2 separate regions of the Homo sapiens genome follow, and region 1 is linked to region 2. Evidence: chromatin contacts called from ENCODE Hi-C or POLR2A ChIA-PET data. All regions are on one chromosome and are shown on one strand. Each heading gives the region's core, a stretch centred on a gene start or an enhancer-like site at or near the end of the contact. The rest is flanking DNA. Distances are from core to core; before and after follow the strand shown.

What was found. Hi-C counts contacts between places; a loop is a spot of excess contacts on that map. ChIA-PET counts read pairs that join two places held with the same protein, here RNA polymerase II (POLR2A).
Region 1: a map of HepG2 shows a loop between it and region 2 (2.7-fold over the local background). The contact joins two enhancer-like sites. A Hi-C loop is called at or near these places in 1 of 168 maps with a recorded cell type or tissue (HepG2). POLR2A ChIA-PET finds 5 or more read pairs at or near these places in 1 of 52 experiments (OCI-LY7).

What each region holds. Positions count from the first base shown.
Region 1 is chr1:99,563,507-99,570,465 of GRCh38, forward strand. No RefSeq gene overlaps it. Among named protein-coding and RNA genes, the nearest start is that of PALMD, 79 kb to the right of the region's middle. Within about 2 kb of position 2,570, at least 2 of the 41 ENCODE cell types and tissues checked have a DNase peak (open chromatin) inside an H3K27ac peak, as active enhancers do.
Region 2 is chr1:99,595,692-99,601,900 of GRCh38, forward strand. No RefSeq gene overlaps it. Among named protein-coding and RNA genes, the nearest start is that of PALMD, 47 kb to the right of the region's middle. RefSeq lists a silencer at 5,102-5,396. Within about 2 kb of position 4,222, at least 4 of the 41 ENCODE cell types and tissues checked have a DNase peak (open chromatin) inside an H3K27ac peak, as active enhancers do.

The DNA of each region.
Region 1 (6,959 bases), core at 1,320-3,819, 34 kb before region 2:
AGAATGGGAGAAAATTTTTACAACCTACTCATCTGACAAAGGGCTAATATCCAGAATCTACAAAGAACTCAAACAAATTTACAAGAAAAAAACAAACAACCCCATCAAAAAGTGGGTGAAGGATATGAACAGACACTTCTCAAAAGAAGACATTTACTCAGCCAAAAAACACATGAAAAAATGCTCATCATCACTAGCCATCAGAGAAACGCAAATCAAAACCACAATGAGATACCATCTCACACCGGTTAGAATGGCAATCATTAAAAAGTCAGGAAACAACAGGTGCTGGAGAGGATGTGGAGAAATAGGAACACTTTTACACTGTTGGTGGGACTGTAAACAAGTCCAACCATTGTGGAAGTCAGTGTGGCGATTCCTCAGGGATCTAGAACTAGAAATACCATTTGACCCAGCCATCCCATTACTGGGTATACACCCAAAGGATTATAAATCATGCTGCTATAAAGACACATGCACACGTATGTTTATTGCAGCACTATTCACAATAGCAAAGACTTGGAACCAACCTAAATGTCCAACAATGATAGACTGGATTAAGAAAATGTGGCATACATACACCATGGAATACTATGCAGCCATAAAAAATGATGAGTTCATGTCCTTTGTAGGGACATGGATGAAACTGGAAACCATCATTCTCAGCAAACTATTGCAAGGACAAAAAACCAAACACCGCGTGTTCTCACTCATAGGTGGGAATTGAACAATGAGAACACATGGACACAGAAAGGGGAACATCACACTCCGGGGACTGTTGTGGGGTGTGGGGAGGGGGGAGGGATAGCATTAGGAGATTAGGAGATATACCTAATGCTAAATGATGAGTTAGTGGGTGCAACACACCAACATGGCACATGTATACATATGTAACAAACCTGCACGTTGTGCACATGTACCCTAAAACTTAAAGTATAATAATAATAAAATAAAATAATAAATAAATAAATAAAATCCAGAATTTCTGGGGTTTTCTCAAAAAAAAAAAGAAAAAAGAAAAGAAATCTATCCAGCAATTTTGAAAGCCTTTTTGACTACAGGAACAAACTAGTTCTGGTAAAATACACCACATTTTGGGTTAGGATTCCAAAGATTGAGCCTTAGGAATAAAGATAAACCAGAAGTGGTTCAATCTTTGCAGAGGCTAAAGTATGGCTTCATATTGTATCAATTTCTATAATTAGAATGAGATAATCTGGGATTACTGGTATCCCTAGCCAAAAGAAAACATACAATTAATAAGGTCTAGGATGACACTATCTGGTGCTTCAAATTAATTTTATAGTTTTTCATATACATTGTTTAGCACAATCAAGAATAACCCAACAATGTATTTTAAAACCAAGAAAAATAAGAGACAACAGTTCTAGAGCTACAGGGCACCTAGGTTATGAAATTTTTATACACAGACTTTAAGCATTTAATAATATGTCCAAAGATACAAGAAAAACATACACTAAGAACTTTAACTAAGAAAAAAGAAACTATAAAATAAAACCAAACAGATTTTCTGGACATGAACAGTATAATAATTGATACTAAAAATTCAATGAATGAGTCTAAAATTAGATCATACATAGCTAAGGAGAAAATTAGTGAACTGGAAGCAAAATTGGAATAAATAATCAAAATGAAGCATGAAGAGATTAAAGTATGCAAAATACAGAATAGAAAGTAAGAGATACAGGAGATACCATGAAGTCTAACTTTGAAATCCCAGAAGAAAAGCAAAAAGTGAATGAGGCAGAAAGAAGGAATTTTAAAGTTATAGAGAAAGCCTCTTTCAAAGGAATTAAAATCAGCTGGCTTTAGCAATACTTTCTGCAACAATCCATGTCAGAAGAAAATAAAATGACAGAATTCTCAGTCATGGCCCAAGAATTGTATAAGCAACTTAACTGCCATTTTCCTAAATTCAGAAGCAAACTGTGAAAGTTATTCTCTTTTAACTAAAAGAAATGAGCATTGAAGTGCATGATAATTATATTAATATGTTTTACATTTTAGTGATAAAATGGTTTTAATATGTTATTATGCTCTTCTGGACTTTAAATAACTTTTCACATATTATATATATATATATATTTTACTTTAGTACTTGTGAATATGAAGTTTATTAGCCTATAAAAATCCAAAGCAAAAAGTATCCTACAATTGCTTTAGGTAAGGTTTAAAATATACCTTAAGTTTCAAAGAACAAGACAGCAAATATTTGACATAGTCCTCAGTTAAATATTCTTAACAAAATAAATGTGACCAAGAGGTAGCTGAACTCCAGGGAATTTTTGCCTAGTGATGTGACACTGAGTAATCAACTGAAGATAAAATCAATGCCCAGGGAAATTTTTAGTTGTAAAAGCTAATTTTTAATAATAAAATATGTTCAAATTTCATAAAGTTTCTCTCCCAAAAGCTGCTGACAAAAATTTTGCAATCCCTGGGCACTACAGAAAGATGTCTCATGTGAGAGCCAATTAACGTAAGGTGTATTTGGATTCTGTTTGATATAGCATGAGATGAGCTTGATCAGACTAGTATTTAGCAGTGTGTGCTTTTGAAGTTGAGGGAAATTTGTTTATAAATTGCTTAACTCATTTAGCAATGAATATCTCTGGCATACTACCAGGTACCAAAGTTATCTGAAAAGATTCATTTACTTCTAAAGGTGAATCATTTACTACTCACTCTCTAGTTGGGTGAGGTCAGTATTGGTAAAACTTTTCCAATATTGTCTTAATAATATTCATTTCCCAGACTCATAGGAGGGAAAATGTACTCGGTACACACAGCTTCTGGATAATTGTGCTCTATTATATCAAGCTTGATGAGTTGGCTCAAAAAACAATATACATATGAAATTTCTTCACAATTCCAACACCTTGTAAAGGCCACTGGATTCCACATCCCTACAGGATTGACTTGAAGATCATTTCAAGAAGGGGGTCCTTTTAGATCATGTGGTAATGCTGTCGTTGTACAGAAAATAAAATTTAATGCTGAAATAATTATAGAGGCAACTCCATAATAGCAGTGATTTAGAAAATTATTCTCTTTAGGAAATTGAAATATTTTTTGAAAGCCTCATTGAAATCAAAGAGAAAAGGAAATAGAACTCTGAGCAGAGAAAAAGCAAATATCAAACCTACAGAGCATACAGAGCATAGTTCATGTGTGAGTACTAGCAGAAAAGAGGTCAACAACACTAAAACTAGAATCCAAAACAGGGTTCACCAGTCAGAACAAAAGTCAGACTAAGAAAGATAAGCAGCCCAGTCCAGAGTCATTCCACAGATAAGCATGAAACTATTAGATGAACAAGGATATTGGGCAATCTATCTCATGTATGAAAGGAGAACTGACCAATAGCTTTGGACTTTGTATGATGCCGATGTGGGTCAATATCACTCTGCTCTCACCAATCAAGGGGCTTTATCTGGCACTTACACACTGGCAGGACAACGTTTTCAATGTAAGTTCAGTGATTTTAGGTGTAGCCAAATCTTCCCTTTAATGCAAAGCCTTCTTAGTTGACAAACTCATTTGATCTGAATAGATTTTCAAAGATCAAAACATAGGATGAGCAAATAAAATAAACATAGGATCCAAATAAATATGTCAACCTATGGATTAAACAGTAGAATGGAGGGGAGGGAGTAAGAATCAGTGAACTGAAAGGTAGAATACTCGAAATTATTCTACCTGAAGACAGAAAATAGGATGAAAAAATAAAGAGACCAATTGGATTATAACAGGTCTAACACATCACCGGTGTTCTGGAAAAAAAAAAAGAGAGAGAAACAAAACAGGGTTTAAAAAGTATTCAATAAAATAATGGATGAAAACTTCTCAAATTTGACAAAAGGCATAAACCTACAAAGTCAACAGCTGGGAAAACCCCAAACAAGATCAACCTAAGAAAATTTACTCCAAGATACATTGTAATCAAACTTGTGAAAACTAAAGAAAATATATATATATATATATTGGAAGCAGGGAGGAAAATGACATATTATGTATAGACAAGAAACAATTTGAATGACAGTGGATTTCTCATCAGAAACCACAGAGGCAGAATAAAGTGGCACAATTTTCAAGTACTGAAAATAAAGAAATATCAACCTAGATCCTATATCTGGAGAAGATATCCTTCAGAAATGAAGAGCAAATCCATACATTCTCAGGTGAAAAAAAAAAACTAAGAGAATTTGTCATTAACAGATATATACTGTAAAAAAAATAGATTAAATTATCTAAACAGACAGAAACTGATTTTTTGTTTTGTTTTTTTTTTTAAAGAGCCTTGGAACATCAGGAAGAAAGAACATGGTAAACAAAAATATGGTGAATACAATATTTTCCTTCTCCTCTTGAGCTTTCAAAATTATGTTTGGTGATAGATGCAAAAATGTGATGTGGCTCTAAATGCAGGTAGAGAAAAAATTTCAGACAATTTTATTGTAAGTAAGTGAGGGAAATATATATAAAAGAAGGCAATGTTTCTCAATGCCACTCAAATTAGTAAAATTATGAAACCAATAGACTATGATAAGTTATGTATAAGTAATGTAATACCTAGAACAATTGTGAAAAAAGCTATTCAGAAACACTATAAACAAAATAAAATAGAACTAATAGAAACCTTCCAGTAACTCATAGGAAGGTAGGAAAATTAAAAAAAAAAACAGAGGGAACAACAGAAAACAAAACAAAAAAATGATATGCTTATGTCTTACATATCAGTAAGTACACTAAATAAAAATGGTCCAAATCTACAAATTAAAAAATAGAGGGTGAAAGAATAGACTGGCAGAGTATATGACCCAACTATTCACTGTCCACAAAAATTCACTTTAAGTAAAACAATATAGGCAGGTTAAAAGGAAAAGGATGGAAAAAAACACCTAATAAAATAGGCTTTAAAAAAAGAGAAAATTATTAGAGATAAAGAGGCCCATTATAAAATGATAAAAGGGTTAATCCACCAAAAATACATAGCATTATTAAAGTGTATGTGTCAAACAACAGAGATGCAAAATACGTGGGGAAAAAAACAATAGAACTGAAAGAATAAACCCACAATTTTAGTTGTTTTCTTCAACAACTAACTCTCGACAATTGATAGAACAACTACACAGTTAATCAGCAAAGATAAGGAACTCAGCAACACTATCAACGAACAGGATATAATCAACTTTTATAAAACAGTTCACCCAATAATAGTAGAATACACATTTGGTCAAGTGAGCACAGAACACATACCGGGATAAACTATATCCTGAACCATAAAAGAAATATCAACAAATTTTTTAAAATTGAAATCATACAGAATGTGTTCTCCAACCACAAATAACTAAAATTACAAATCAATAAGAGAAAGATAGCAGAAAAATGTCCAAGTTTGGAGACCAGACCACAGTAACCCATTGATAAAAGAGGAAGTCTCAAGGGAAATTAAAAAATATATTGAACTGAATGAAATGAAAATACAATATATCAAAATTTCTGGAACACACTAAAGCAGTGCTGAGAGATAACTTTAGAGCACAAAATTCATGCATTACAAAAAAAAGAAAAGTTTCAATTCAACAATCTAAGCTCCCACTTCAAGAACAAAAAAAGAAGAGCAAACTGAATCAACAGCAAGGAAAATGAAAGAAATAATAAAGGTAAGAACAGAAATCATTGAAATTAAATACAGAAAAATGAATGAAACAAAGAGCTGTTTTTCAAAGATCAATTAAATTGACAACCTTTTGCAAGACTGAAAAAGTAAAAAAGATAAAAGACATAAATTACCAATACCAGAAATGAAAAAGAGAATATCACTATGGACCCTACAAATAACAAAAGAAAAATGAGGAAATGCTATAAGTTACTTTACACACATAAATTTGAGAAAGGAGATGAAATGGGCCAGTGTCTTAAGCTTTCACAATGAACCTCATATGAAATAGATAATTTAAATGTGCTTGTAAGTATCAAGGAAATTGAATTTATAATTTTTAAACTTCCAAGAAAGAAATCTCCAGGTCCAGGTAATTTCAATAGAGAATTCTTCCAAACTTGATGAACTCCACTTTTACACATTCTCTTTTAGAAAATTAAAGAGGGAAGAAGCTAATATTTTGTGATGTTAATATTACCTTGATACAAATACCTGATAAAGTTAGTCAGACAAACAAACAAACAAAACTACAGACCGATATCCACCATGAACATAGACACACATAATTTATTGCATATTTCAAAATAGCTAGAAAAAGAGAATTGTTAATGTTCCCAAAACAAACAAAAGATACATGTTTGAGGTGATGGCTATCCCAGTTACCCTGATTTAATCATTACACATTGTACACATGTATCAAAATATCACATGGACCCCAAAAAGTATGTACAACTATGATATGTCAACTTAAATTTTTTTTTAAAGTTAGCAAAGCTTAGAGATTTTTTTAACAGTTGCTCATCTGAATCGGCATGACCCCTAAAGTTTAACTCTAAAAAAGTCAATATAGCCCTGGTGTGGTGGCTCATTCCTGTAATCCCAGCACTTTGGAAGGCCAAGGCAGTGGATCATTTGAGGTCAGGAGTTCGAGACCAGCCTGGCCAACATAGTGAAACCCCCATCTCTACTAAAAAGAAAAAATTTACATAGCCAGGTGTGGTGGCAGGGTCTGTAATTTCAGCTACTAGGGAGGCTGAGGCAGGAGAATCATTTGAACCTGGGAGGTGGAGGTTGCAGTGACCCATGCACCACTGCACTCCAGCCTGGGGGACAGAGCGAGCCTCTGTCTCAAAAAAAAAAAAAAAAGTCAATATGATAAACATATATTTGTTTCACAAATTTTATTTTTAACCACACTCAAGATTAAATATGCAAAAGACCTTTTAAAGACAAGTTAAAGACCAAGAGCAAATATTTGCAAACCACATGTTCA
Region 2 (6,209 bases), core at 2,972-5,471:
AGTTTGGAAGAGATGTTGAGCCAGCCCACATAAGATATCTGTTATTATAACCAACACTTATTAAATGCATATTGTGTTATGTGCTGCCCTCAATATTTCATATATATTAATATTATCACAGTTAAATCCTCATTACAATCCATAAAATGGATATTATTACTATTCTTCCCTTACACATGTGCCCACTGAGGCTCAGACAGTTAAGATCACAAAAGACCCCTTTAAACTAGCCATCTGACTCCAGAGCTCAAGCTTTTAACCACATTTTTGTCTAAGTATTTGTCTTGTTCACTGATACACTGTCAGTACCTTCTTTTTTTTTTTTTTTTTTTTTTTTTTTTTTTTTTTTTTTTTTTTTGAGACAGAGGCTTTATCTGTTGCCCAGGCTGGAGGGCAGTAGAGCGGTCACAGTTCACGGCAGTCTTGATCTCCCAGGATCAAGCAATCCTCCCACCTCAGCCTCCCGAGTAGCTGGGACTACAGATGTAGTCCACACCCAGCTAATTTTTGTATTTTTTGTAGAATCAAATTTTTGCATGGGTTTCACCAGGAAGCTGGCTTCATAAAAGGCTTCAGATTCAGGAGGGGAAGATGGCACAGCAATCTGTGTTGTGTGGACTAATGACCAGGGACCAGGTGGGCATGAGGACGCCTGGTCTCAAATGCTTGAACTCAAGTTCAAGCTCACCTTGGCCTCCCAAAGTGGTGGGATTACAGGCATGAGCCATCATGCCCGGCCATGTTCTTGATAAATAGAAAATGCTCAATATGTGTATTAGTCCATTTGCATGCTGTATATAAAGACATACCCAAGACTGGGTAATTTATAAAGGAAAAAGATTTAATTGACTCAGAGTTCCACATAGCTGGGGAGGCCTCACAATCATGGCAGAAGATGAAAGAAGAACAAAGGGATGTCTTACATGGCAGCTGGCAAAAAGAGAATGAGAGCCAAGCAAAAAGGATTTCCCCTTGTAAAACCATCAGATCTCGTGAGACTTATTCACTACCATGAGAACAGTATGGGAGAAACCATCCCAGTGATGCAATTATCTCCCACTGAGTCCCTCCCACAGCACATGGGAATTATGGGAGCTACAACTGAAGATGAGATTTGGGTGGGCACACAGCCAAACCATATCAGTACATAATTATTAAGTTGAATACCCACCTCTATGCAATTATGAAAGACTTTGGGTCTTTTAGTTTAGCTCTGTCCTATTTCTCCTTTTACTTGGCGCATAATAAGTGCTTGGTAAAAAATAACATTGGCTGACCCAATGGAACCTAGTGAACCTTAAAGAGTTGTCAGCATTTGACAACTGTAAAGCTCTGAGAATCAAAATCTTGGCCTTGAAGTTGCAACCTGAGACTCTTTGGAACTCAAGGCATCACAGAAGTTTTTGAAGAATTCAGCATAATTCCAGACATCCCTGTCCAGAACATCACCCTCTTCCTCCACCTGAAACCACAGATGAGATAAATCTTCATAGCCAGATTAGTTGGGAAGGAAGAGCTGGAGAGGAGGCAGTGGCAATGGCATGTCCTTCAGAAGAAGAACTGTTCTCTTCCCTCCCTGAGTTGAGTCCCCTGTGATGGTGGAATTCACAGAAACCCAGATTGGTTTGGTAGATTCAAGAGCAAAGAGTATCTTCACACTCTGGAGGAGGGATATCCTGCAGAGGTATCAAGAGCTAAAATGCTTCTGTCACCAACTTAGTAAAGTAATAGTGGAGAAGAGATAGTTCTGTGGAGTGCTTAAGCAAAAGGAACTGGCAGAATTCTCTGTGTCCCAAAGAAGTGTAAGAAGAGCTAAATGTTGCCTTTGTACCCAGAAGGTGCATCCAAGTAATGAAGGGAGCTGGCCACATAAAAGCATCAGATTCAGGATGGGAAGATGTCAGAGCAATCTGTGTTGTGTGGACCGATGGTCAGGAAGCAGACAGGCCTAAGGATTCCTGGCAGATGCCCGCATGTCCAGACCAGGAATTCACTCCACTGCACTTGACCTCTTGCCTCCAAAATATCCCCCAAATTTAGATTTCAAATCAAGAATTAGAAGGAGACCAAAAAAACCAAACACCGCATGTTCTCACTTATAGGTGGGAATTGAACAATGAGAACACATGGACACAGGAAGGGGAACATCACACTCTGGGGACTGTTGTGGGGTGGGGGGAGGGGGGAGGGATAGCATTAGGAGATATACCTAATGCTAAATGACGAGTTAATGGGTGCAGCGCACCAGCATGGCACATGTATACATATGTAACTAACCTGCACATTGTGCACATGTACCCTAAAACTTAAAGTATAATAATAATAAAATAAAATAAAATAAAAAAAGAATTAGAAGGAGTAAAATACTAACTGATAGAGATTAAGTTTTCCAACTCCTGGTGGAAATATCACTTAAAATTTTTATCATCAGACAGAAAATAAACAAAATTAATTTTTTTCACACATGAGTTCTGGGCCAAAATTTACGTCAACTGTAAGAAGTTGAACCAAGCAGTCTACTAATACGTAAATACTCAATGAAATAACTTTCAAAAGTGCCAATTTAAAAAGTAGAATTGTCCTACTTTTTAAGGACTGCACAAGAAAGTCTATCAAGAAGGAAAAAAAGAAGAGAAGAAAAAAATACTGATTATTTTAACATTTTAATATTAAATTAATTGATTAACACTATTATATTTAATATTGGCAAAAACCACAATTACACCTGCACCAACCTAATATAATGGAAATTATAAATATGTGGAAATTTTGACACCAATGAATGTGAATCATTTTTAGTTCTTCTGGAATAGAGAATGTCAACATTGCCTTAGAAGTAAATACAAAGTGTCACTGCAAGCCTTCCTTCTTTCATTTATTCCTTCAACAGATTTTATTGCATAACTAGTACATCAAGAACCAAATAAGCACATAGAATAACCTGGCATCCAAAAGCAATATAGGAATCAGAACTCAAGACTAAGGAAAAAACTTTAAAAAACCATAACAGGACCATGCATAATCTATTATTTATTACCATAATACCTTATTAACATGTATTGAGTACCTACTAAGTGCCAAGCACTGTGCTAAATATATTTGTGTATTATAGAAAGACATGCTAATCCTCAGATCACTTCAGCAAATGAAATTGTTTCAGCTTTGGACAACTCACACTCCCTTACATGACTTCATATTCTCCTGTTTCTCCCTTATCAACAGGATGAAGAACATGGCTTGTTAAACAGCTCCCTCTACTATATATCAAACCTGGTGCCAAATTGATACCAGGGGTTGATCCAAATTCCTTTAACCTGGGACAGTTCACTAGCATTGTAGCCAGATTCAAAAAGGCTGGACTCCATCTAGATCACAATTTGTTCAGGAACACCTGAATTATGCGTTTCCTTCCCAAGTACACACACCCCTACCCTCTCATCAACACTCACAGTCCTAGAAATGTGCAATATCCCACATAAACTGAAGAATATGGTTTTTCTGAGGCCCCTGGACCCTGTCCAGCTGGCAGAGGGACATCATGAGAGAGCTCCTGAACCCATATGAGTCTGTTCATCACTGATACCAGTACTGATACCTTGGTTTTACTTACAGTGAAAGTCAAATGAGATCATCTATGTGATAGGCTTTTTAAACATGCTATACAATACCATACAAATGTTCAACCTCATAAAGTACTTTCATACTAAGCTCCGCTGGGCCAGGCTGGTACCTGACTCAGGACTGAAGTGACCCCCAACTTTTATTGAGTTGAATTTGACCTTATCTACTAATCTGTGTCTCCTCACTAGACTCCAAATGATGGGAAATTAAGGAAGTAGTACACATCATTTATAATGGCTTATAACTGTGGGAAGCAATGTTTTTTTTGCACAAGGGCCAATCCGGGAAAAAAGAAAATTTATGTAGGCTGCAAAAAATTATTAAAGAAATGAAGACATTTTCTACAGGCCATACAACCATCAGTTCTGAGCAGCAGCTGGAATTTGCACATCTCACTTAAGGCAATATTTACTGATGGGTGCTCAGGAAAGAAAGATGAATGAGATGAGCCTTCCATCCTCCACAGTCAGCCTTCATGGCTCTAAAGTTTTCATTCTTCTTGGGTGAATCATGCTCCTAGGAATGATACCATCACTGCTAGTTTCCTGGAATGGCCAGCCTCCCAGGCCGGTTGGAGGCCAGGCAGCTGCACAAGTCTCTTGTGGTTCCCGATATCAGGGGGTCACACTGGGTCAAGGCCTGGCTCTGCCACACAGAGTCCTCCACTCTGAAGACTGCACCTCTGGTTGCCAAAATGACAACCTGCAATTCTTTAAAGTCACTTCCATGGTTACTCGAAAGACCTCCCTCCCCAATTCCTTTTCTTTGTATTAGTTGAAAAGCAGTGCTTACGCTGGTTTGAGGCGTAAAACTACAGGGCCTCTTGCTCAGGTTGCTGGTAGCTTCTAAGTGGACTAAAGTTTTTAAGTCCAAACACACAGGATCTTAATGTAAAACCCAGCACCAAGGTAAACTATTCTTGCTGTATTGATGCTGCTGTCATGTTAGAAGGAAACATGGCACAGACCACAGAAAAAGCTTGGCATCATCATTACTTACCTATATAATGGAGACAAAGTCCTTTGGTAACCTCTGTTATCACAATATTTGGATCTATATTGCCAAAATGAAGACCCTTAGCAATCTTCAGTGGCTTGGGGGAGTTCAATTTACCTAAGGAATAAAATTAGGTTAAAAAAATCTTAAAAAAAAAAAAAGAGTCTCAGACAGCCAAATCATTGGAGACCAACAGAGATGCATTAAGGATTGAGATCTGAAAAAGACTGCAGGAGTCTTTCTATCAAGAAAGAGTGACCATAGAGAAAAGACCATAGAAGAAAACAGTGACCATAGAGAAAAGATCAATCCAGCCCTACAGCTCCGAAGAAGACAAGTGGCGTATCCTGAGGGGAAAATGTAAAGGGGATTGAGAAACTTGTAATAAAAATGACTGAATTGGGAGATGTCAAGGAGAGGGGAAGACAGAGAAAAGAAACTGAGCTTTTTCTCCGCTGAGAAAGTGCACAATTTTTCGGAGAGCCCAAAACTCCATGAGAAAAAGGTTCTTCTTATTGTTTGCTCTTTCCTCTCACAGCAGCCTAGCTGGAAAGCAAAGTCAGCTGGAAAAACACAATGCAACCTTCTGTTCAAGGGAAAGTGGAGGAAAAAGAAGTCCAAGGTTGCCTCCTTCTTACCCACTCTTGAGGCACATTTTTATCCCATTGTTGGACTCTGCGTTTTCCCAGGGGTTGCCATGGCATCAAAGAGACAAATGCCTTGCTCCTGTTTTAAAGCTGAATTCCCTAGCAAACAAAATTGTTTCCATTTGAGGATATTCTCACCCTCACACGAAACCAGAACTGCTTTCAAAACAATGTGTCTTTTTAAAATATGGATGAAATGTATTGCATTCTTCTGGTAATAGAAGAAACATATTTTTATTTTTAAAATGCATAAAAACATTTGAAAAACGAAATGCAATTGCCCTATAGATCTTCACCTACAGGTGGTCATGGCTCACATTTTGGCATATTTATTTCAGGTCTTTCATCTATAAATGTATATGTATTTTGTATTATACACTGCAAAATTGCAGCCCAATTACATATGCAATTATGCATGCTCCTATTTCTTCACTTGATATCCCATAGACACACTCTTCGGAAGCAGGGCTATAAAATCCAGAGATGCTCTTTATAGAGCTTTAACATTTTGCTCATTTGCATCTTGCATATTCTTATGAAAAGAAGAATTTAATAAGACAGCAGTTTGGCCTTTATGTCCCCATGAATCTAAACGTTTGAGAGAAGTTAGCAGCAGGGAAGCATGGGTTAACTGTGTTAGAAAATGTTTGCAAAGAAAGGCCTTTGCTCTCCATTAATTTATGCTATGAAAGAGAGAACACAGATAGTTTCATATATTATCCTGGGACTATATAAAGAAAAGAAACTGAGAAGTTAACTATAAAATGTCATGATTTTTCTTTCAATAGTTACATGTTCTTTAAAATTATAAGCATATTTTACAATTAGTAATTCATTAGCCCATTCATCCTTGCAAAACAGGTCAAGGTTAGTAGGAAACTGGACTCTGATGGGTGTAAAAACATGCATGAAGATAGTGTGCTATAGTGGAAATGTTTCTAGTTT